Regions from separate parts of the Homo sapiens genome. Here region 2 is linked to region 1. A link is a loop called in an ENCODE intact Hi-C map of the cell type or tissue named here. Cell type or tissue: Calu3. All regions are shown on one strand. Each heading gives the region's core, and the rest is flanking DNA. Links, peaks and the distances in the headings are about the cores only.

Region 1 (12,627 bases), core at 2,493-10,492:
TCATCAAAGGATTCGCAAGGGCACAGGGATGCTTTTGTCCACCTTTAGTGGATTCTGACCAAGAGTTTTCCAAATGAAATGCCCATCTGATGCTCACGCCAGCCATGGACAAGAGATTGGTTGTTCCCCAGCCTCTCCATCAATTGGTATTTTCTGACTTTTAAATTTTAGCCATGCTTGGAGATGTGTAAAAAGCACATGGAAAGTCCAGATGCTTTGGGGAAGCACACAGATTCTGAGAGTCTGGAGGCAACACAAAGAACAAACTGATTGTCTTAGCTCATTCACGCTGCTTTAACAAGAGACCATATAGTTAGTGGCTTATAAACAACAAAAACGTATTTCTCATAGTTCCGGAGGCTGGGAAGTCCAAGATCAAGGCACTGACAGATTTAGTGTCCAGTGAGGACATCTATGAACCGAGAAGCTTGTTAGGTATGGTGCCTTCTCTTTGTGTCCTCACATAGGGGAAGGGGTGAGAGAGCTCTCTGGGGTCTTTTTTATAAGGGCACTAATCCCATTCATAAGATGACCCTTATGATCCAATCACCTACCAAAGGCCCCTCCTCCTAAAACCATCACACGGGAGGGAGGCTTTCAACGTATAAATTTTGGGGGGACACAAACATTCAGTCTATAGCCCTGTGTCTTCTATAATCTTTTTCCACTGGCATATACTAAAACTATAAAATTTATGGTTTTATCATTACAGTATAGTAATTTTTTTGTTAATTAAAAGACATAAGCAAAGTTTGGTTTTGTTGTTACATAGAATAATTAGTTTTAGGGGAAAAAGAAAAGAGCTCCAGGTCACTGTCCATTTATAATGTGCAGATCTCCTGACTGGAACCTACTGAGGGTTGGGGTGGGGAGGCAAAGTCACCTCTGCCACCCCTGTGTCATCAGACCTTCTGCTTTTCTCAGGGTCCAGGTGCATGGGACTCTGCCTTTACATCCTGGAGGCCTAGAGACCTCCCCTTTCCACCGCATCTGTTTCACTAGTCAAGTGAATGCCTGGGCTAATTTGCTCCTATAGGACATTTATAGACACTCTCTGCTGAAAACAACAGCCTCAGTGGAGAGCAGCAGACAGCCCTCAGTGTCCTGTGGACCTGACTTGAATCAATATTCTCTGTGTTCTTTTAATATGCAGAATCTCCTAGTAAAGGTGAACTCAATTAATGAATGACATACAGAGTTTCATTTTATTTTGTTTTTATTGATGCATAATGTACATAGTTTCAGAGTACATGTGATAATTTCACACATTCATATAATTTGTAAACATCGATCAGTATACTTGGGATATCCATCACCTTAAATATTTGTCTTTTCTTTATACTAGAACCATTTGAATTCTCTCTTCCAGCTATTTTTAAATGTATAATAGACTATCGCAAACTATAGTCACTCTATTGATCTATCTAATACTAGGTCTTATTTCTTCTGTAAAACCATGTTATTTGTTTATAGCCAATAATTACTGAGCCCACAACGGGGCTTTTTTTCCTGTTGCCTCTGTTCCATGTGCAACTGTCAACATATGGTTCACTCGCGGGGCCAAAACAGAGCTCACTGGGAAAACTCTTGGTCTAAATAACTTTATGGATGAATGAGAATTAAGCCATGGGCCTGTCCAGCTTTTCCTTTCCAGACAGAGAAAAAGAAGCTTTGAATGCTCTAGGGAAGGCCAAACCAGAGGCAAGAATAACAAATTCTTGACTTTTCTGTGGATACAGAGAAAATATGTGAGACTAGATATAAACAGGGTGTTATATAAATTAGGCAAAAATGGGCCCTGTATTGTACATCCAATGGAATAAAACTAGAAATCAACAGCAGAAGGAAAAATGGAAAATTCACAAATATGTGGAAATTAACACATTCTAAAGTGACTAATGGGCCAAAAAAGAATTTATAAGAAAAATTAGGCTGGACATGGTGGCTCACACCTGTAATCCCAGTACTTTGGGAGGCTGAGGAGGGCGGATCACGAGGTCAAGACATCAAGACCCTCCTGGCCAACATGGTGAAACCCCATCTCTACTAAAAATACAAAAAGTAGCCAGGTGTGGTGGTGCACACCTGTAGTCCCAGCTACTCAGGAGGCTGAGGCAGGAGAATCGCTTGAACCCAGGAGGCGGAGGTTGCAGTGAGCCAAGATCATACCACTGCACTCCAGCCTGGCAACAGAGTGAGACTCCGTCTCAAAAAAAAACAAAAAACAAAAAACAAAAGATATGGGATCCATCACTAAGGTAACAACAAGTAATGTTTGTAATGCCAGTATCCAGCAAAATCCCTGCTTTATGTAACCAGGGATTCACCCACAGTGCATTCAGAAGCACAGTGCTGGCTGAGAAGCACCTTCCCTTTCTCAAACTCAGTGTCCAGAATTCAAGTTCTGTAGACAGTTTGATCTCTCCTCGCTGGTGAACAGATTCTTTGCAAGCTCCTAGGTCTGATTCTGTGCTTGTTCCCAAATCTTCCTCCTAATAATAGCAACTGGAAGTGAACTGAGGGGAGCCCAAACTCTGAAGGTAAATCTCAGCATGTTCTTTCAGCTTCTGTTCCATATGCCCACATTGGACACTCTGCAGGTCATCAGAAATGACAAGGAGCTCATCAGCTGTGTCAACATCCAAGGTCATATCTACTGTGAAAGAAAAAAATCAGCCTCTCAGCAAGTGGGCAGTACACGTATTGCATTCAAACCCAATGCAGCCACCATTAATTCTATGACACATTGTAATAGACACTAGGAACAGAGAGAGATGCAGGAAGACTTAGCACATTCGAATGAGTCTGCGTTCAGGAATCTGGTAGGTATAGGCTGGCATGCTGACTTTAGCACATTACACAGGCAGCTGAGTTATGATAATTCACTTTAAATATACACATTCCACCAAATTGGGTTACAAAAATTACTCCGAGTTAAGTTGCGATATTGAATCGAGCATTATTTCCTTTAGTGCCTGCTACATGTGGTTAGCACATGATGTAGTGCTCTGGGCCAGAATTCACAACCAAATCTATATGTACAGGATCAATAACCACATGCACTTTTATCACTGTTTGCTGAGAGGCATTAGCCCTGGAATAAATTCATTGATCATAATGGTTGCCAAGACTCATTGTGGGTTGTTACAAATCACCAGACTGCTTCTAAATATTGCAGTCATGAGCCTCACAGCCAGAGAGAAGCTCAGATGCAGCTGATACCAGGCCCTTGCTATTCGGTGTGTGTGGGAACCAGCTGCAACAGCATCATCTGGGCACCTGGGAGAGAAATCTAGATTTGCAGACCAGCCTAGAGCTGCAGGATCAGAATCTGCATTTTAACAAGTCCCCCAGGTAATCTAATGCATAAAAGTTTGAAAAGCCATGATACAGCATAGTGTTCCCAATAGAAACATAATGCCAGCCACATGTGTAATATTAAAGTTTCTAGTAGCCACATTATCAAACATAAAAAGAAACAGGTGAATTAATTTTAATAATATTTTTATTTAACTTGATCAAACATATTCTCTTTCCATATGTGGCTGTAACCACATTTCAAGTTCTTAATGGTTACAGTGGCTATCATGTTGGACAGCACAGGTATAGGGCATGACCTAAACATTACGCATCCTTCAAAAAATCCAGGTGGTTCTAACCCATACTCAGGAGAGAGAACTAGTGTTGCTTAAAGAGCATAAGAACATTAGGTGCCAACATTTGGCGGGGCACGGTGGTTCACGCCTGTAATCCCAGCGCTTTGGGAGGCCAAGGCAGGCGGATCACAAGGTCAGGAGTTTGAGACCAGCCTGGCCAATATGGTGAAACCCTGTCTCTACTAAAAATACAAAAATTAGCCGGGAGTGGTGGCAGACACCTGTAGTCCCAGCTACTCGGGAGGCTGAGGCAAGAGAATCACTTGAACCTGGGAGGTGGAGGTTGTAGTGAGCCGAGATCGAGATCAGGCCACTTCACTCCAGCCTGGGAGACAGAGCGATACTCTGTCTCAAAAAAAAAAAAAAAAAATTAGGTGCCAAAATTCAGCTGACTCCTATATTTAATGGAGAGCATTTTTCACCGTTGGCTTTTCTGGGGCCTTCATGGGGAGGGCTCCAGATACCTAACCTTGGAACTTCGGCATCCTTGAGTTCAGGCATAGAATAGCTTTCAGCTGGGCTCCAGTTCTTTGATCTTGGAAATCAGCTTCCCCAGGTGGCAATTTGTCTTAATCTCATTCTTTTGAGAAACTATTGAGCAGAAAGTGCACAATAAACTCTCCTTTTGGGGTTCTGTCTTCAGTAAGTTGAAGCAGTGGGGGCAGCAGATGTAGCCACATTACAAGATGGATAGGACATCTGCTTGCTTCTTGAAAGTGTGCAGCCTTTGCTGCTGCTGCTAGGGTGAAACATACATAATAGTAATGGAGATCCAGGAGATGAAAGAACAGGGGCTATTTCATCTTCACATGCATAGAGATATCATGTACCATCCCTAGCACAAGGCAAAGGCTAAGGAATCTCTCTTTCATATATATATATAAACATATGCGAATGGCCCTGGTCTTCTGAATTTGAAATTCTAGTTGAAATAAAGGGTGTGATCTGTCACTTGGCTTAGAGTTGAGATTGTGAAAGGGAATGGAACTGGACTGTCTAATATAGGAGCTGCCAACCACATGTGGCTCTTGTCACCTGCAATGAGGCTTATCTACAGTGAGACATGCTTTGAGTGTGAAATCTGCCCAGGATTTTGAAGACATTATCAGAAAAATGTTTCATTAATAAGGTGAAAATTGATTTACATGTTAAAAATTATAATCCTTTGGATATTAAAATTAATTTATCTTGTTTCTTGTTACATTTTTTAACTTGGCTATCAGGAAATACATAGCTACATATATGAATTACATTATTTTGTCTGAGACATCCCTAGCCTAGACCCAGAGCCCCTCCAACTCTTCATCTGGTCCCACCTGGCTGGGCACAGACCCATAGCAGCAGCTGAAGGGTTAAGTCAATGGGGGAAACTCAAGTTATCATCTCCTAGAGTAGCCCAAGCTATGATTTGATTGAAAGAATCTGTCAGACTCCCAGCCTGTGTATTGAGAATCTAGTCCTGCCTTCAGCTTCTGGGCAGAGGATCCCGTGTCCCTAAGTGCTCCCACTGTGCCTGGCATTGAGTTGGCCTCAGATCATACTTGCAGCATTAATTACTTCATTCCCTGGATGTTGCTCTCTTATATTTGTCTTTTGTAGAAAGCTGAGAAGTGAGAAAGGAATAACACTGGACTCACTTCCACAAGATGCTTCTCTTGCTCCAGCTGCTTCTGAAATGAGCTGAGATGTGGAGTGGGACCCACCTATAAGGGGCTTTTTTATAGAAAGTCCTCCCTCCCACTTTATCCACATCCTGCCCCTTCTCTTTAACTCAATCAGTTATTGATTTAAATCTGGAATCAATGAGTTTTTTACTGAAGATATAGAGAAGCACCACGTGCAAAGGACAGCAATTTATCCTGCAAGTGGTTGTATTTTGATTAATATAGACATACCCTTTTTTCTGGATTAGCTTTTGAATATCATGTTTGCATATGACAAAATTTGGAATTTGGCCAGAAAACTTTCAAAGCCAAATATGAGGCATCACTATTAGCCCTTATGCAATGAATGGAGCTAGTTTCAAGTACTTTTTACTCACAAAGTAAAACCACCTCATATTTATTTAATTTATTTATTTTGTTAATTAGAGACAGAAATCTCACTATGCTGCCCAAGCTGGTCTCCAAATCCTGACCTCAAGTGATCCTCTTGCCTTGGCCTCCCAAAGTACTGGGATTACAGGCATGAGCTACTATGCCCAGCCTTCATATTTATTTTAGACCAAGGAAATTAATTCAACCTAATCTTAAGTCTTTCCTAAAGTCACCCTCACTAGACCATGGTTTCTTCAAATGGGCTTTTTCTTTATGCTTCTTATTTATTTATTTATTTATTTATTTATTTTTTGAGATGGAGTCTCACTCTGTCGCCCAGGCTGGAGAGCAATGGCGTGATCTCGGCTCACTGCAACATCCGCTTCCTTGGTTCAAGCAATTCCCCTGCCTCAGCCTCCTGAGTAGCTGGGACTACAGACACCCACCACCATGCCCGGCCAATTTTTGTATTTTTAGTAAAGACGGGGTTTCACCATGTTGGCCAGGCTGGTCTCGAACTCCTGACCTCATGATCCGCCCGCCTCAGCCTCCCAAAGTGCTGGGATTAAGATCTGTGTTTAGAAGTTTGATTTTAAAACAAACAGGAATAATAGCCCCAGATAATCAGGCTTTTCAAGTTTCTGGCGTTTTTTTTTCCTTTCCCTTTGTTAGTAACCATGTCAAAAGTAAAAGATATTTTTATAATCTTACTATTTTCCTTATATCACAAACTACATGAAATGAGATGGCTCTCTTTATTAAAATATAATTCAATAAAAGGTTTCCCTGTGGTTTTAGATCATTCAGTGGTGGGAGAGTTGAGAATGGGAGAATGAAAAACTGGGACTCAAGGGGCTGGGCTGGGGAAGAAATTAGATTATATATTTCACTGCTTGGATCTGGCCTGAGGGTGAGATGTCACAGCCTGGGCTGCTATCTGGATGCTGGGAGGGTCTCAGGGAGTGTTTCTGACCGGGGCATCTTTGTCCAGAGGAGAAGTTGACAAATGCCCACCCACAGGGCTTTTCTGTTGAACTGCATGGAGCAAAAGGAGCTCCTTGGTGTTCATCCAGTTTGCCATGTGGGGAACCCAGCAATGAGGGGATTTGAGGGAGCCTTTCTCGGGCAGTTTGTTCTAACAACCAGAAGATGGCGCCCGAGATTGAGGTCCGGTGCCCGGTCTGCCCTCAAGGAATATTCAATATAGACCATATTCTGGGCCATAAAACACACCTTCACATATTGAAAAGAATATAAATCATACAAAGGATGATTTCAGATCACAATAGATCAGAATAGCCATCTCTAGCAGAAAGACAGAAAATTTCAAAAATATTAAACAACACTCTTCTCTGAAAATGTTTAGAGATTTAGTAACACATGGGTCAAAGAAGTCGCAAGAGAAATTAAAGAATATTTGAGGCAGGATGTGGTGGCTGGCACCTATAACCTCAACTACTAGGGAGGCTGAGGTGGGAGAATAGCTTGACACTGGGAGTTCCAGACCAGCCTGGGCAACATAGTGAGACCCTGTCTCTAAAAAAAATTAATTAATTAATTAATAATAAATTTTATTTTTAAAACTTGGGTTTTACCAAAAATTTCACTTTTGCTTGGCTTCTTCCTTTTCCTCCTGCTCCTACCTTTCCCTCCACTAGTTTTTCTGAAACTTCATGAATTCTGGAGTCAGAGTCTGGGAAACTTACCTATGCCAGTCAGGACAGGTATACATATACTGGGATCTTCCTGATTCTGCTGAAAGTGTACTTTTCAGTCATAGAATATTGCATATATCCCCAGCACATTCACGTGGCTGGGAGGCAGGGCCTTTTCTAAGTCAGCTCACAATGCTGACACCTCAGACCCTTGACCATCTTCAATGATTCTTAAAAATGGGATATAAGGCCAGGAGCAGTGGCTCACACCTGTAATCCCAACATTTGGGGAGGTCAAGGTGGGCAGATTGCTTGAACCCAGGAGTTTGAGACCAGCGTGGGGAACATGGTGAAACCCCATTTCTATTTAAAAAAAAAAAAAGGAGAAATTAGCTGGGCATGATGGTGCACACCTGTAGTCCCAGCTGGGGCTAGAGGGAGGCGGAGGTGGAAGGATCACCTGCACCTGGGGAGGTCAAGGCTGCAGTTAGCTGACATCACACCACTGCACTCCAGCCTGGGTGACAGAGTGAGGCTCTTAAAAAAAAAGTATGTAAAGGTTGCCAATGGTTTAAAATGCAAAGAACACTTGAAAAGCCAGCACTAGTTTCAGTAGATCCCTCCTGCAGGGAACTGACTTGTGATAAGAGCATGACTGCCTGGCCCCCAGCATGCATCTCCAGAGTGACCAGAGCTGTGCCAGCCAGAGGAGCACAGCACTGAGGACCCCACAGGGATAACGGAAGGAGGAAGGATCGGCTGATCAGAGTCAGGTATTACCAGGAGTGCACTCGAGACAAAGCAGTACATTCTACAGTGGGGGAATTACCATTGTTAATGTAGACAATCTCATGTCCAAGACAATGTTAGCTACACGGAGCTGTGGTGGTGGAAAGTTGTTCAGTGCTGGATAAGACACAGGTATTTATCCACATTTGTTTTGTTCAAATACACACACAAACCCCTGCCCACCCCCCCACCCACACATTGCACTATGAATAAAAAGTGTTGCACCCCTATTATTTAGAAACTCACATAATCCATTTGGTTACAGCCAAATATTTATTTAACTTATAAACTCCATAATACATAAAGCCGAACTTACAGAAATAAAAGGTAAAGCATTTGGAAATTAAGAATACAAAACATATCATTAGGAAACAAAATATAAACACAAAACTCAACACGTTTGATGGTGACAATAATCAATATTTAAAACTCAGCTTCTATTCTAATGAATCTATGAAGTTAACTACATCATGGAATGGTCTATATTTTTCTGCTATGATTTTGTAAAATATGTATACCCAACAGAAACTTCCTAGGTCTACCCACCAAGTAATTTAATTTCCCGATCCTGTTTCTATGCAGTGGGGGTTTATTTGCCCTCCCCAGGATGGACTAGAGGATGGGCAGTGCCTGGATTTATCACAGGACAGACACTCAGGATACCCTGCTCTGGGAGAGTGGAAGGAGCAAAATATGGGCGCAGTGGCTCTTCAGGAAAAACTTTCGTGAATGTATAGATGTGGGATCCATCTCCAAGGTGGTAAAAGGAGATGTCTCCCATGCCTCTATCCAAAAATATCCCCACTCGCTCTAAATTGGGGTTCACCCAGAGGGGTGTTGGAGGGCTTGTGTTAGCAAAGTGGAAGCCCCCAGCCATCAAACTCACAATCCAGAATCCATCCTCTGTGGTCATTTGGATGTTCCCTTTGCGGTTGGCAGATTCTCTGCAGACTCCCAGATTCCATTATTTGCTTGTTCCTAGGTCCACCTCCCAGTAGTGGCGGCCAGAGGTGAAACCAGGGGAGCCCAGGACAGCACCTGCGAAGTTGAATCTCTCAGCACTGTTTGGCCGATTCTGATGGATCCTCCCACATCGGACGCTCCTGAGGTCTTCAGAAATGAGGAGGAGGTTGTGAGCCATGTCAACATCCAAGGTCACCTCCACTGCGAAAACAAAAACAAGTAGCTCAGCAAATGCACAGAAGCCAAGCCCATTTCACTCCTCTACTGCAAAGTCCCAAATATCTCATTGACTTTGGTTTCTGTCAATCTGCTTTTTTTCCTGAAGTCAGAGCTTTTCTCGAGGCAACTTCTCTGAATAGTTGAAATTCTCAGATATACTTGTTGTAATATGTGGCTCTTATTCATAGTAGAAGTTTTTATTTTACATTATGTCATGTGTTTGTTTATGTCATGTATTTCTTCTGCTTAAAGGGGAGGGTCTCAAGACAGACACCATGACCCTCTTTCTACAATACTGATGAGTGAAAAATGACTGATAGTTAAGACAATGCAAGTTAGCAATATTAAATGATATGTTTCTTTTTTCACATTTTATTGGTCCAATTTAAATAGTGTCTAGGGCATGAATCCAGGCTTTTGTTCTCCGTATTTGTAACCAATTAATTTTGTTCAGTTTTGACAGGAGACGGGATATCTCTGCAGCTGATAATGTGATGACAGAGGTCCCATGCCTGGACTTAAGAGAATCTAAGGCCAAGAGGAAGATAAGGACCTAGACGGAAGGATGCTCTTCATCCTATGGGGAAGTTGAGGCCTTAAGCAAGACAATATTAATGGGCTTAAATTTAAGAGATGAGATAAAAGGTATTTAAAAATTATTAGAATGAGCATTTTACAACATTGTGTATGCGGTTGAAAAGCGAAGTCACCAACTTTAGTGGAAGAGGAAGAAAGGAAGGGGTGGGATCTGGCCTAGGAAAATTTATTGTCTAGACCATTCTGGAAAAAAAAATCTATAGAACCTGTTATCCTTCAAGTCCAATGTACATTATTTGAATGATGGATACCTTAAAAGCCCTCACTTGACCACTGTGTAATCAATGCATGTAACCAAATTGCACATGTATCTCATAAATGTGTACACATTTCTTTTAAGTTTTGAGAATCCCTTGTCTAAGCCACGACATAGACACGGGTATATTTTGCTGGAGATCAAAAAATAAAACCAGGTGTTTCTACATGTTGTCAGGGCTGAGAATCACTGATGCCAGAGGAACATTTCAGTTTCAGGTGCCAGACATCAGCTAATTACCCTATGGTACGGAGAGCCAATTGCACGAATACTTTTTCCTCTTTTGGTAGTGGGAAGGGGCAGGGTATACAGATTCCTTACCTTGGAACTTCCGCATCCTTGGGTTCATCTTCAGAATCTTTTTCAGCTTGGGCTCCAGTTCCTTAATGTGCGAAACCAGCCTCCCCAGCTGCCGATTGAGCCTGATGTTGTTTTTCTGAGAAGCCTCCAGGCAGAAGGGACACAAGACACCTTCCCCTTGGGGCTCCTTCTGCAGTGAATTGGTGCAGCTGAGGCAGAAGACACATTCACACTCCAAGGACATTGGCTTTTCTAAGTAAACTGTGCAGATGGGACATCTGGTTGCTTCTTTTAAGAGTTCATCTGTGGTCACTGCCAGGCAAAAAAAAATACACAGGGAAGTGAATTTTCATGAAATGACAGCCTCTTAGTGTGTGACAAGTGACAACCTTTCCATGCATAGAGTTACTCTGCTCCAGCTTTATAGTCCTTAGAACAAGACCGTGAGTACAAACACTCCAGCACATGCCCATGTCTTCAGAGATTTGAAGTTCTATTGGGGAAGACAAGTCCCAAATGGTCCCTGTGCTTTGAGCTGAGTTGGAGGAAGAGTCGATTCTCCTGGTGACCCAGCAGCTGTGCCAGCAGATGAGCCTGAGCCCATGACACAGCGGCACCCATGTGAGGAGCAACGAGCTGGGGTCATTTCCTCTCCTCTGAGGGGAGCCCAAGCAAGAGATTCATTAATGAGAATAAGAACTACATCCTTCCTGCAGCCTTGGGACTGAATACCAAACTGACTGCCACCACTCCTACAGTGAGGGGATCCAGGGTGACTGATTTCAACTCCGAGGCAGCACTCAGACAGCCTTTGTTGAAAGCATTAATTACTAATTTCTTTCATTCATCCCCCTATGTTATAACCCCAATTCTAGACATCTGAGAAGGAAAAGCAAAGCACACAGATGTGGACTCACCTCTTCCGCTGAAATCTTTGTACGCCATCCTCTTCCACCAAGAGCTCAGGTATGGTGGGGAAAGGGCATAGGAGAGCCTTTTATTGGCAAGATTGCCCAACCCTCCATGATCACACCCTTCCACTCCCTCTAATCCTCCATGATCACACCCTGCCACCCCCTCTAACCTAATCAGGCGTTTATTTAATTATATCGGGAATGAGGTTTTTATTGGTGATAAATCTGCAGTCCACAATATTCTTAGTAAAACCCTTCATCCTGATAATATTTACCTTGAAAAAGAAGATAAGATTAAATTGCCATCACTTTAGATTAGATTAGACCTAACCTACTAATATTATAAGCCTATTTTAGGGATTATTCCAGCATTTTTTAGTAGCAATGGTTTTGCTGATATATACTATACACATCAAGCTTTGCTTAGAATCCTAAAATAGATTATCAGTGTGATTGCATTTGCAATTTTACAAAGTTCTATAAATTTATATACATCAGACTCAAAGGTAATAGGTGCATGCATCTCAATGAGAAAATTTTAGAGAGTTTTTATTTACTTCCATCTTTGGAAGTAAATTGTTCATCTTTTATCCTAAAAATTTTTGATAAATAGTAGGAATAATTTAAATTGTGAAAAATGACCATTAAACTCTGGGTATTAGGCACTTCATAGTGTTAGGATACAAGCCAGAGTTGAAGAACGGGGAATGTTTTCTCTGCTGCTTATGTTTTCAAGTAGAAATCATTAACAGTGAAGTAAATCGTACTTTTCTTTCCCTTGAACCAGCCTTGAGTCTTTTCTTTTTAATCCCCTTCTGTGTATAAAAATCCCCTACTGAGATATTTGTAGTTTCGTTTCAAAATTCAAATGATTCTAATATCATCTTGCTATTTTTCCCATCTCACATTTTATCACAGATTAAATAACTTTTCTCTTTCTATATACTTTTTTAAAGAGAGGCCTAGTTCTGGTCCTCTTTAAATATGATTCCTCATGGCATCAGATGACTCAGAGAGACTCAGATCTTGAGCAAAAGGAATAATGAATCTACAGATATCATGGAAGAGGCTAGGTTAATTTAAGTGATTAATGTCTACTTAATTTATAGAAGAACAGCTTCATTTTCAACTTTTAGATAACTATTTTTTTTTTAAACAAAGTGTCGCTCTATCGCCCAGGGACTGGAGTGCAGTGGCACCATCTCAGCTCACGGTAACCTCTGCCTCTCAGTTCAAGCAATT
Region 2 (12,627 bases), core at 1,910-9,909, 210 kb after region 1:
CCTACAGAGAGGAGCTACCCACTGTGGGTCTTCTCTGAGCTGTTCTAACACTTAATAAAGTTTATCTTCAGCTTGTTCACCCTTCACTTGTCTGTGTTCCCCATTCGTCCTGGACTCAGGACAAGAACTCGGGCAAAGGTGCCACCTGCCACAGAGGTTTCTGGCCAGAAAATCGACACCTCAAAGATCCCATAACACCAGCTACTTGGGAGGCTGAGGTGGGAGGATTGTTTGAGACCAGGAGGTTGAGGCTGCAGTAAGCCATGATTGCATCACTGCACTCCAGCCTGGGTGACAGAGTGAGATCCTGTCTCAAAAAAGAAAAATAAAAAGTAAAAAAAAGAAAACCCTGAGTTGCAGGTTTGGTGCTCCCTTCTTGCAGAGTCCAATAACAAGAATGAGGTCTGGTATAAAAAAAGTAAACTTTGGCCGGGTGCAGTGGCTCACGCCTGTAATCCCAGCACTTTGGGAGGCCAAGGCCGGTGGATCACCTGAAGTCAGGAGTTTGAGAGCAGCCTGGTCAACACGGTGAAACCCTGTCTCTACTAAATACACAAAAACTAGCCAGGCGTGCTGGCACATGCCTGTAATCCCACCTACTTGGGAGGCTGAGGCAGGAGAATTGCTTGAACCTGGGAGGCGGAGGTTGCAGTGAGCCAAGATCGCACCATTGCTCTCCAGCCTGGGTGAAGAAGCAAGACTCTGTCTCAGAAAAAAAAGAAAAAAAAAAAGGACTTTTTATTCCAAAGCTAGCTAGCTTAAGGGAAGAAGTATAGGCTTCCTGCCTTAAGGTACCACTTCACTTCTGGGGCAGAAAGCTGGGGCTTTTAAAGGGGGATGTGGCATGAATGGCATGCATGGGAGGGGGCAGGCAAGTAGGGGCCAGGCAAGTAGGGGCCTATGTGACTTGCTTCAGTGCCTTAACTACCAGATGGTTGAGCTGGTGCTTCATGGGCAGAATTAAGTTGTAAAAATGGCGCTTGTCTCCAGATACTCTCCAGGTGAGAGAGTGTTTTGTAGGAGACACCCCATGGTTGTAAATTGACTGTTGTCTCTTGAGGCAGGCTCCTGGTGGGAGAAATTTCCACTCTGGAGCTTTTAAGCACATAGTTAGATAAGCTTGCCCTGTAGAGAGTATCTGGTGAAGGGAAGGTAAAACGTTATAATGGCATTTCTAAAGAGCTAAGTAGGAAGTGGGGAACAGGGGAAAAGGAGAAAAGAGAAAAGAATAATGAAATTTAAAAAATAACTCATTCTCTTAAAAAATGGGGGTGCCTGGTTACATTTCTGTCATCCAAGTTGGAGTGCAGTGGCATGATCATAACTCATTGCAGCCTCGAACTTAACCATTTTTAAGAGTATAGTTTAGTGGTAGTAAGTACTAAATTGCTGAGTTTTGAGGTCATCTTTTAATGCAGCAATAATAAAGCAGGTGAGAAATGTGCTGTATTTAGAATAGAGCGCATGAACTGATTTCTTAGCAGAGGCTGATGTATTAACCCCTGGCTAGGCTCACGTGGGCTCACCTTGTATACGGGAATGGGCTTAGGTTTGAGTATTTGACTCTAGGTCTTTTGCCCCCGTGGGTTGCCTTCTCATGAGCCAGCTTCTGCTCCATGATGGCCCAGTCCCTGTCAGGTTTGCTGTCACAACCAGCATGGTGCCTGGTGCAGGGTGGGCTCTTGATAAATCATAGTTGTTAAATGAGTGAATAAGTTAAATAACAGAAGGTAAGCTAGGACTCCAGTTATTTTGGGCTTGCTAAACTCAGCCTCTTTTACAGGACTTATTTCCGACATTCTGCCACTTCAGCCCAAGCTGTGAATTCCCTTTAAAAATGAAAATCCCATGGCAGCAGGTATGATTAATTCCTTATAATGAGAATTGAAAGAGATTGAGCTTAAGTAGCTCTGTTTCTAAGCCTGATTCTTAGGAACTGATGAACATATTTAAGTCAGAAAAGTCTCTTTGCCAGAGGCCAGAATAAATGTCGTTGGTGGCACGTTGGCTATTCTTAGTTAAGGGTCCCAGAGGATCGAATCCTGGGCCATGCCAGGCTCTTGTTATACCCTATAGCTCAGTGTCATCTGTACTGAGGCTCATAAACATTTTTTTCTAAATGGGCTTGAGTGCTGGGAAGGAAATGAAGCCTATGGTACCCTCCTCCCCCATTGCACGAGGCTCTGTTTCTTGCTCCTCCTCTAGCTGACCCTACAATATTAGCTGATAAGGAGTGGAAGGAATGATAGCTACCACTTACCAAGTGCTAGAGACTTATACCATGAATAGATTTGACAGTGACAAAATCAGGTGTACAAAAATGAAACTTGATTTTTCTAGAACTGAATTGGCATTTTCACAAGGACGAGAGCCGTGAGAGTCTTGTTACCACAGTATTGCCAACACCTGGCAGAGTGCCTGGCACAGCAAATGTCACTAAATATTCGTTGAATAAATGAATAATATTAGAGTTCTAAACTGAAGTTCAAATACATTAGGAAGGCTAGGCGTGGTGGCTCAAGCCTGTAATCCTGGCACTTTGGGAGGCCGAGGTGGGTAGATCACCTGAGGTCAAGAGTTTGAGACCAGGCTGGCCAGTGAAACCTTGTCTCTACTAAAAATACAAAAATTAACTGTGTGTGGTGGTATGCACTTGTAGTCCCAGCTACTTGGGAAGCTGAGGCAGGAGAATCACTTGAACCTGGAAGGCGGAGGTTGCAGTGAGCAGAGATCGATTGTGCCACTGCACTCCAGCCTGGGTGACAGAGCAAGACTCTGTCTCAAAAAAAAAAAAAAAAAAATCAGGAAACTTGCCCAGCGTCATAGAGTTAGCAATGGCAATATACTAACCCGACTCCTGAGATAGGATCCTGTCTGTCATGTGACACAAGTTTTCTGGTAGAGTTGTTCATCAATTCATTCATTCATTCGTTGGTCTGTCAGGACTCTATTGAATGCAATTGACAGCTAACCGACTCCATTTGCCTTGGGCAAGAAAGAGAATGTATATGCTTAGTAGCTCAAGAACCTACTGACATAAATAGCTTCAGACATAGCTGGATCTAGGGGCTGAAACCACTGTCATCAGGATTGGACCTCTCTTCTATATTTAGTTTCTGTCTTACAATCTGTTCACTTAACATTAAGCCATCAGGAGCTTCAGGCTTGATGCATCTTTACTACTTGCAACCTCGGCAGAAAAAGCACTTGCATTTCTCTCTACTTCTCTCTCATTTGCCTCTTCAGTTCTGGAATGATCACCAGTCACTGTGGTCAGGAGAAGGTGATGCTCTGCTCAGCAAAGCCTGAGCCTCATGCCCAGCCCTGGAGCCAGAGAGAGAATTAGCTGTACAGGGAACACAGAGTTGGCAGCAAGAATTCTCTGGAGGAAACTTGGGGTGCTGCTGTGAGGAGGCAAGAACTGTCACCCATGACATGCAACAATTGTTTTCTTTGCCATCTTTATGCAGGACAGTTTGGGAGACAGGGAGCTACAAAAATGAACATGACACAGCCCTTCCCTCTGAGGGCTCTGTATTCTAATATAGGATCAGAGGTTTATGGTCAAGGGAAAATTAAATAAGACATGCAAGCAAATGTGGTTGTGACAGCCTGATTGGTGACTGCTTCATCCTATTCACCGTCAAGTTGCTGGGTGACAGCTGAGGATTCTGACCATCTACCCTTTACCAGCAACTGCATTCCCTCAGTCCCCTCCTCCTTGATGCCACCACTATCACCACCTGTCAGAAAAACTCCTTTCCACAGACTTGGGTAGTTTTCTGCCCCCTCTAGCTTCTGTGTAACACCTCAGCGTTAAAGTGAAACTTCAACCCTATAAGCTTTCCAACTCAAGTTCTACCTTGGTTTTCTGCTCCAGTCTGTCTCCAGATGACCAGCTATGTGGTTCCAGGGTCACAATCCCAGAGGTGAGGCTATAGCAGTATGAATGAGGAGACAGGGAAGAGGGGTGACAGGGAGCCAGAAGATGCAGTCTTGCTGTGGGTGGTTGGTTAGGGAGGCACAGGGCGGTGGGTAGGGGCGTAGGATGATGAATGACATCATCTGACTTAGATTTCAGGTCATTCCAACTCCCGTGTGTGGAATGTGGGGGTGGGGATGGTGGGGTGGGCAGAGCGAATGTGGGGAGAACTATGAGGAGGTTATTGCAGTAATGAAGGGGCAGATGCCGGTGACTTGGACAAGAGTGTTGCCTGGCGGAATCAAGGGAAGTGGAGAAAGATGCCATCTCCTGATGGGAAGATCTGTCAAGAATTTGTGGCCACATTTAATCTACCACAGCTGAGGAGACTAACGAGAAGAAGGAGGTGACTGATCTAAGACCACACATCATCTAAGCGTCAAGATGGGGGACAGAGCCTGTGTTTTCCGTCTTCAGTCCTGTGTGGTTCCTTCCACACCCACGCCACCTCTTTTGGAAGGAAAGACAGAAATGCGTGCCCAGGGAAAAGTGAAAGGCTCCACCAAAGCCCTGGATATAATGAAATTAATCACATCCTTGCCATCGGAAACCCCACCTGATATGATGTGGCTGTGTCCCCACCCAAATCTCACCTTGAATTGTAGCTCCCATGATTCCCATGTGCTGTGGGAGGAACCTGGCGGGAGATAATTGAGATAATTGAATAATGGGGGTGGTTTCCCCCATACTGTTCTCATCATAGTGAATAAGTCTCATGAGATTTGATGATTTTATAAGGAGAAACCCCTTTCTCTTCATTCTCATTTTTGCTCTTGCCTGCTGCTCTGTTAGACGTGCCTTTCACCTTCCGCCGTGATTGTGAGGCCTCCCCAGCCACGTGGAACTGTGAGTCCACTAAACCTATTTTTCTTTATAAATTGCCCAGTCTCGGGTATGTCTTTATCAGCAGCATGATTCTGAGAGGACAGGGAAATGGACCAGACTGTTCATGAGAAGCAGAGGAAGGATGGGCTGGGCAAAGGTTTTGATCTCCCCATTTGTGATGCCAGAGGAGAAAGGAGGATCTGAGCATGGTTACTGCGCCCCTCGAGCCAGGCTTTGGCAGGCGTCAGTCACCATGTAGGGTCAGGCTGAGTGGACACCGGTCATATGTTTGTCTTCTCCACTAGATGGTCTTTTCCATCTTAGCATGCCCAGGGCCTGGGAGAGAGTACACGCCAAATAAATACTGGAAGAATAAATGGAAGATGACTTCTCAGACCTTGTTAAGGATGGGATGGTGTACTTGTTGCATGGCTGTGAGATTCATCACAGAAGCAAAGAATTTGTTGCCGGATGATAATTACAGCTCCTAAGTACTGCGTTTAGTGTTGAATTCCCATGCCTGGTATACAGAGTGGGTGCTGAGTAAATATTGAATGAATGAATGGTTGAGTGAAACTTCTCAATCCCTCACGTATGAGCCAGATTCATGCTCTTCAATAGAAAAAAAAATTAAATTCTTGGGAACCCAAGAATGCAGAAGTGTGGCTCCACCTAGTGGACACTCCAGGATTATGCCTGGAATTTTTTTTTTTTTTTTTTTTTTGAGAGTAGTTTAGCTCTTGTTGCCCAGGCTGGAGTGCAATGGCAGGATCTCAGCTCACTGCAACCTCTGCCTCCCGGGTTCAAGCGATTCTCCTGCCTCAGCCTCCCGAGTAGCTAGGATTACAGGCATGCGCCACCACACCCGGCTAATTTTGTATTTTTAGTAGAGACGGGGTTTCTCCATGTTGGTGAGGCTGGTCTTGAACTCCTGACTTCAGGTGATCTGCCTGCCTTGGCCTCCCAAAGTGCTGGGATGACAGGCTTGAGCCACCGCACCTGACCCTTTTTTTTTTTTTTTTTTTTTTTTTAAAACAGGGTCTGGCTCTGTCGTCCAGGCTGGAGTGCAGTCGTGTGATCCGCACTCACTGCAACCCTTTCCTCCTGGGCTCAAGAGCTCCTCCCACCTCAGCCTCCCGAGTAGCTGAGCCTACAGGTGCACACCAACATACCTGACTAATTTTTGTATATTTTGTAGAGACGGGTTTCCAACATGTTGCCCAGGCTAATCTTGAACTCCTGAGCTCAAGAATCTCCTGCCTCTGCCTTCCAAAGTGCTGGGATTACAGGCATGAGCCACCACACCTAGCCTATGCCTGGACCTTGAACATTTTTTTCCCACATGTTTTGTTCTGTGTCTTCTCCAGTTGTTCCTGCTTTACCCACTTTGCCACAGACCACCAAGTATGGCAGCGTGGCCCTGCAGGTGGGCAGAAGCCTATCTGGAGCCCTGAAATGGGCAAGAAGCTGTAGGGGGCAGAGTCGACTAGATGAGTTGGCTTAGAGCTGCCAATGCTATGCACAGGACATTGGACCAGGTGTGCTGAGGACTGTCAATAGTTTGCTGTGTGGCCCTGGGCAGCCCACTTTCTGTCTCTGAGCCTCACTTTTATTATCTAAGAAGGCGGAGGCTGAGATCAGACACAGCTGTGATGACTGAGCCCTTTCCTTGTGTCCTCAGGGCTAGTTCTCAGATTCCAACATAGCCTCGCTTGACTGGTGGGGACCATTAGGCTTTAGGTTAAAGTAGGGAGCCCAAGGCTTCACAGCTAATAAGGGTCAAAGCCTGGAATTGAACTTGGATCTGCTTGACTCCAATGCCTGAACCACTCTTTATAGACTTTCTGAAGCCTTTCTATGATTCTGCACATCTACTTGAGTCTGCCCCTCTCCTTATGAGAGGCTACATATGAAAATGGTAAGGGTGGTGGCCTCTGGAGCAGAACTTTCTCAGTTTGAATCCTTATTCTACTTACATACCTACTCCTGAGGTGTGTGACCTTGCGCAAGTCACTCAATCACTCTCCGTTTTGGTTTCCCCATCTGTAAAATAGGAAGATGACAACAAAATGTTGCTATAAAAGTTTACACATGGCACACACCTGTAATCCCAGCACTCTGGGAGGCCGAGGCAGGTGGATCGCCTGAGGTTGGGAGTATGAGACCAGCCTGGCCAACATGGTGAAACCCCGTCTCTACTAAAAATATAAAAATTAGCCGGGCGGGATGGCAGGCATCTGTAATTCCAGCTACTCAGGAGGCTGAAGCAGGAGAATCGCTTGAACCCAGGAGGCTGAGGTTGCAGTGAGCTGAGATTGCACCACTGCACTCCAGACTGGGTGACAGAGCGAGACTCCATCTCAAAATAATAATAATAATAATAATAAAAGTTTGAACACACGCACACATCACTTAGAATGCTACCCAACATATCCAGTTTTTATGTTTTAACTATACATAGTTATACGTATATGTATATAAACATGTAAGTACTTGTATGCTTTAACTATTATTTCCTGCCTCTGAACTTTTGTTGCTCCTTATGATATAGCCTCAAAAAGCTGTAAATTTTGATCTTTAATATTATTTCTAAGTAAGTATATTTATAGTTACAGAGACACACTGACAGGACCAAGGAAAAGAAAGCTTCCTTCAGGTTGTACCCTACTGTAAGGCAATCCTGTCTCTAGGGCACTGTGAATTAATACATAAATTGTATAAATATTGCAATTATATTGTGAATGGTACAAGTACATTGCATTCCATTGCTGGGGGGGGGGGTAAAAGGGATAATTTCTTATATGCAAATATTTATATATCTTATGTGCAAATATTTAAAATAAATAGAAATTTTTATAATCTTATTTTGGCCTCTTTTTGTACTTTTGTACTTTTTTTTTAGTAGATTCGGATTTCACCATGTTGGCCAGGCCGGTGTCAAGCTCCTGACCTCAAGTAATCCTCCTGCCTCGGCCTCCCAGAGTGCTGGGGTTACAGGTGTGAACCACCACACCCGACCTCTTTTTGCCCTTATAATTGGAGCCTCCAAAATGGATGTGACCTGGATTTCTCTTGACCTCCCAGAAGCCCTAATCTAGGCCAAAGTACCAGGATTGGAAGAAGCTAAAAACCCCAGAAATCCCTCTGAAGGGCCGAACTGTCAATACCTGAGCTCTGGTATCATAAGTTGCCCCGTGATGACACAGCCGAATGGGATTGGACTTGGCTCAATCTAGCTCATCCCAGAAGCTGTTCATGTTGCTTTTCCTGTGGTTGGAGAAACCATGGAGGAAGTGCTGGCCCCTATTCCTTCAATATTGCTGTGAATGTTCCTTTGCTTTGCAGTGAATGGAGGCTCAACCCCATCTCCCAGAACAGAGCTTCTTAACCTCAGCACTACTGACATTGGGACTGGAGAATTCTGGGTTGTAGAGACTGTCCCACACAGTGTAGGATGTCCAGCAGCATCCCTTGCCTCTGCCCAATAGTAGCAACCCATTGCCAGCTGTGACAACCAAACACGTCTCTAGACATTGCCAAATCTTCCCCAGTAGAGAACCACTGCCACAGAATAAATAGAAGGATTCATGAGGCAGGTAGTTTGCTAAACTTTGTCCAAGTAATGTGATTAGTCTCCCCTGGTCTGATACTTTAGCGAAGGCCGTGATGATGTTGTGTATAGTGGTAGTGGTGTTGGCGGGGAGAGGTTGGCCTTGTATTATCTGGATAATTGATCAGTCCTCCTTCATGCCATGTTGTAGACAGGACCACGGTCTCCTTTGGGTGAAAAGAAACACTTCTTTGTACTACTGAAAAAGTCATGTTTCATTAATATGATGACAGGGACATAACCTAAAGGCTGAAATCTTAGGAGTTTGGGGCATTCTGTAAAAATCGATTTCTTATTATTACTTTTATATTCTCAGAGGACATTTCTAAGGAAGACATTTCAAATTGTGACTTTTGCCCCCTAGATGTACCATTCAGAAGGCCCCCTTTAAGCTGTCTTAATGCATCTGGGCTGCTCTCACAAAAATGCCATAGACTGGGTGGCTTAAACAACAATTTATTTGTCATGGTTCTGGAGCTGGGAAGTCCAACATCAAGGCACCAGCAGATGAAGTATCTGGTGAGAGCCTGCTTCCTGGTTCATAGACTGCTGTCTTCTCACTGTGTCCTTACATGGCAGAAGGGGTGAGGGAGCTCTCTGGTGTCTCTTTTATAGGGGCACTAATCTCATTCATGTGGGCTACCCTGTCATGACTACGCATCTCCCAAACACCCTGTCTCTTAATACCATCACATTGATGATTATGAATTTTGGGGGAATACAGTCACTCAGTCTATAGCACAAGCCTTACAAAAACTTCCTTCTCTTGAATCCCTTTCTCTGCTCTTTCCCCTTAGTGGCCCATCTGTCCTACTTTGGGCACAAGCTGGTTTTGGCAAACCTCACACATGTGTATGTGCTTTTAGAAAAAGCCCTTAACCTTCTGTGTCATCATTCTCCAGAATGGAATGGTTTTTGTCTAATGATTGGTAAAGAAGCTATTCATAAAGTTGTCAGCAGAAACAGGTGGCTGGAAAGGATGATTGCTTGCACAGTGTTCTAAAGCTTTTTCACAGCGTTCCCCTGGTGAGAGACAGCAGGGTGAAAAAACATCTAATGGGTAAGGTAATTTAACAGAAATTCATAGCGGGTTTGAAAAACATCTCACACCTCTAGTGAGAGGAGAAATCATTGGCAATAGATGGGTGCACAAATGACTTTCAGAAAATGCCTCAGAGAACATGGAGTTCTTAAAATGACTTATTACAGATGAATACAAAGACATCTTAAGGATCTTACCTGAGTCCTGACCATATATATAGATGATCTTTTTTTTTTTTTTTTTTTTGAGAGTCTCGCTGTGTCATCCAGGCTGGAGTGCAGTGGTACGATCATGGCTCACTGCAGCCTCGACCTCTCAGGCTCAAGCAATCCTCCCCACTTCTCCCACTTCAGCTTCCCAAGTAGCTGGGACTACAGGTGTGCACCACCACACCCAGCTAATTTTTTATTCTTTTGTAGAGATGGGGTCTTACTATGTTATCCAGGCTTGTCCCAAACTCCTGGGTTGAAGTGATGCTCCCGCCTTGGCCTCCCAAAGGGCTAGGATTACAAGCATGAGGCACCATGCCTGGCCTAGATTGTCTTTTTTTTCAGGCATCATTTCAAGTATCCTCTGAGAGAGAGGAACAGAAGAACCTGATACCATTGCAGTGACCTGGGAGAACAGAGCAGTCCTTCTCAGACCTCAGTGTGCTCAGCACTGGGCCTCTGGTTAAAATGCAGATTCCATGTAGTAGGTCTGGAATCGAGGCTGACATTCTGCATTGCCAACAAACTCCCAATGATGCAGAAGCGACTGTCCGGCTCCACTTTGGAAAGCCAGGAAGTAGAGTACTTATTTGGGAAAAAGCTACAAATGCTCACACAGTTGGAGAAGCAGTGATCCAGCAGAGAAGTTACTTGACTTGCCCAAAGTTGCAAACAACAGTGAGAGTGAGTGAGATCTGTGGCTGGCGCTCCTGGTTCCTGAGCCCGTGTTCAAGTCTAGATTACGCTGTTTCCCTCATTCCAAGTACAAGGAGTAGCTGCTGCACTGTGACCTCCCCATTGGACAATGAAAGGATTTTACGCCCCACTTCAAGCTGCATCCTACCCAAATCTACCTAATGAGCCATTACCCTTCTTTAAAACAACTGTGTGACCAGACCACTTAGGAGTGTGGAGTGTGACCACTTAGGACTCCACACAATGAGCCAGAACCGTCCAACTCAAGGCTGGTGTTTCTGAAGGCTTGCACTGGGAGGAGCGCCCCCTGCCGCTCAGCCCTGAGTCCACAACCCCACCTGCACGTTGCTCAATGTCCTGACCTCCTGCTGTCTCAACATCAGAGCTATTTACCGATTTCCTCTCTTTGCTAAAACAACAACCACCACAACAACAAACTTCTCATGAACTGGGGTTTCTCAATCTGCCCTCGTACTTTTGCTCCCCAAGAATTCAGTGCTGTATGTACAGTGGGAAATGGAAACAATAGAACCATGTTTCAGCTGAAACTGGCACAGTTAAAAAAAAACACCAACCACGAAAAAACTAGAATGCCTACATAAGCTTGGGGATTTTTTCGTGCTTTATGCTTAAGACGCTTTTGAAAGGTTGCAGCTAAAAGTAAAATTTGTTTTGATAGCATTCTCAGCAACAGAAAGCAAATGAATCTCTTGTCCTCCCCATGGAAGTAAAAAGAAGGAGCCCAGTTGCTGCTCTGGAGAAAGTGGCCATGGAATTTACCTTCTCTGTCCTTAGAATGAAAGGCCTCAAAGCAGCCTTCGTTTGCAGGCTTTGCAGGACTTTGCTGATGTAAAAAGCCTTAGAAGCCGTTGAGTCTTTGAAGTCTTTCTTGGCTCTAACAGGAGGCTAAAAGCCAAGTCTCTCGAATTCGGCTTGTTCCCTGGGCCTGGAAAGAGACTGAAATCCATCTTGGTGGCCACCCAACCACACCTGCTCCACCACACCCTGCGATAACAGAGTGAGACCCGGAGGCCAGGAGATGCCTTTTGGGGGTGTGTCCTTGGTAAGTGAGGCGCATCACTGAGTGACTGTTTGGGGTGAAATCAGCCTTTAGGGAACATTTCTCAGATACTTTTCTTGCTTTACCAAACAAGGCTGAGCATCCAGGTTGGTGGGACCTCGGCCCAATAAAAGCCAAAAATCCGAGTTAGTGTATTAGTACAGAGAAAAACAAAGTGAGTATAAAGAAAAAAGTATTTAAAAAATCTGAGTTAGGAAAGGTGCAGGCTCAGATAAAAGACACAAAATGGGCCAGTCACATCTCCTTCTGGACCCAGTGCCCAGCTGAGCTTGACCATGACAATCAGTAACCGTGGACCTGCCTGCCAGAGGCGCCCGGCTGTCCTGGGGTGGTGGGTCCTCAGTGGCCGTCCGTCCCCACTCCTGCCACCTCATGTCACGCCAAGAGTTGGCTTGGCAGCAACTAAGTCCCCCAAGCTGTGTCTGTGTGTCAAGGAGCACCTTGAGGGACCCTGTCTCCCACATCTCTGTGTCCGCTCTGTGTCCTCTCTGTGTCCTCAGTCCCATTAAACATTGGTCCATCTACATTGAATCCTCACGCCACCCAATACTTCTTTCTCCCCCAAACAATACTCACCAAAAAAAAGACATCCAGAACAAGTAGACCTGTCATCACACCACATCACAGATACACATGACTAACATTTGTCTTAGCCCAGAAAGCTCTTTCTTCCTCCTTCTCTCTTTTTTTTTTTTTGTCTTAGAGACAGGGTCTCACTATGTTGCCCAGGCTGGCCTCGAACTCCTGGGCTGAAGTGAATCTCTTGCTTCAGCCTCCCAATATCTCAGACTACAGGCATATGCCCCCACACCCAGCTGATCATATTTATTATTATTATTATTTTTTGAGACAGGGTCTCATTCTGTCACTCACCCTGGCATGATCTTGGCTCACTGCAACCTCCACCTCCTGGGCTCAAGCCTCCTGAGTAGCTGGGTCTATAGGCACCCACGATGATGCCCGGCCAATTTTTTTTTTTTTTGGTAGAGACGGGGTGTCACTTTGTTGCCCAGGTTGGTCTCAAACTCCTGGGCTCAAGCAATCCGCCTGCCTCGGCTTCCCAAAGTGCTGAGATTACAGATATGAGCACTGTGCCTGGCTTGATCATATTTTTCAAAGCAGTGGAGAGGAGAGAAGCATCTTATTCTCTCCCCTCTCTCTTTAGAGGAGGCATTGTAACTG

What was found. Peaks named below come from ENCODE experiments on the same cell type or tissue, not always from the same donor. Only the 100,000 strongest peaks of a DNase experiment are listed, where the experiment ranks them.
Region 2: it touches region 1 in a loop (11-fold over the local background); 87 of 110 quality-filtered maps call a loop at or near these places.

What each region holds. Positions count from the first base shown.
Region 1 is chr12:107,879,485-107,892,111 of GRCh38, reverse strand. It overlaps the pseudogene LOC390358 and the pseudogene LOC644746. Among named protein-coding and RNA genes, the nearest start is that of ASCL4, 110 kb to the right of the region's middle. In Calu3, for the core only: a CTCF peak has its summit at 6,842 (motif pointing right); a DNase peak (open chromatin) is centred at 6,831.
Region 2 is chr12:107,669,285-107,681,911 of GRCh38, reverse strand. No RefSeq gene overlaps it. Among named protein-coding and RNA genes, the nearest start is that of PWP1, 10 kb to the left of the region's middle. In Calu3, for the core only: no CTCF peak of the experiment used is centred there; a DNase peak (open chromatin) is centred at 5,471.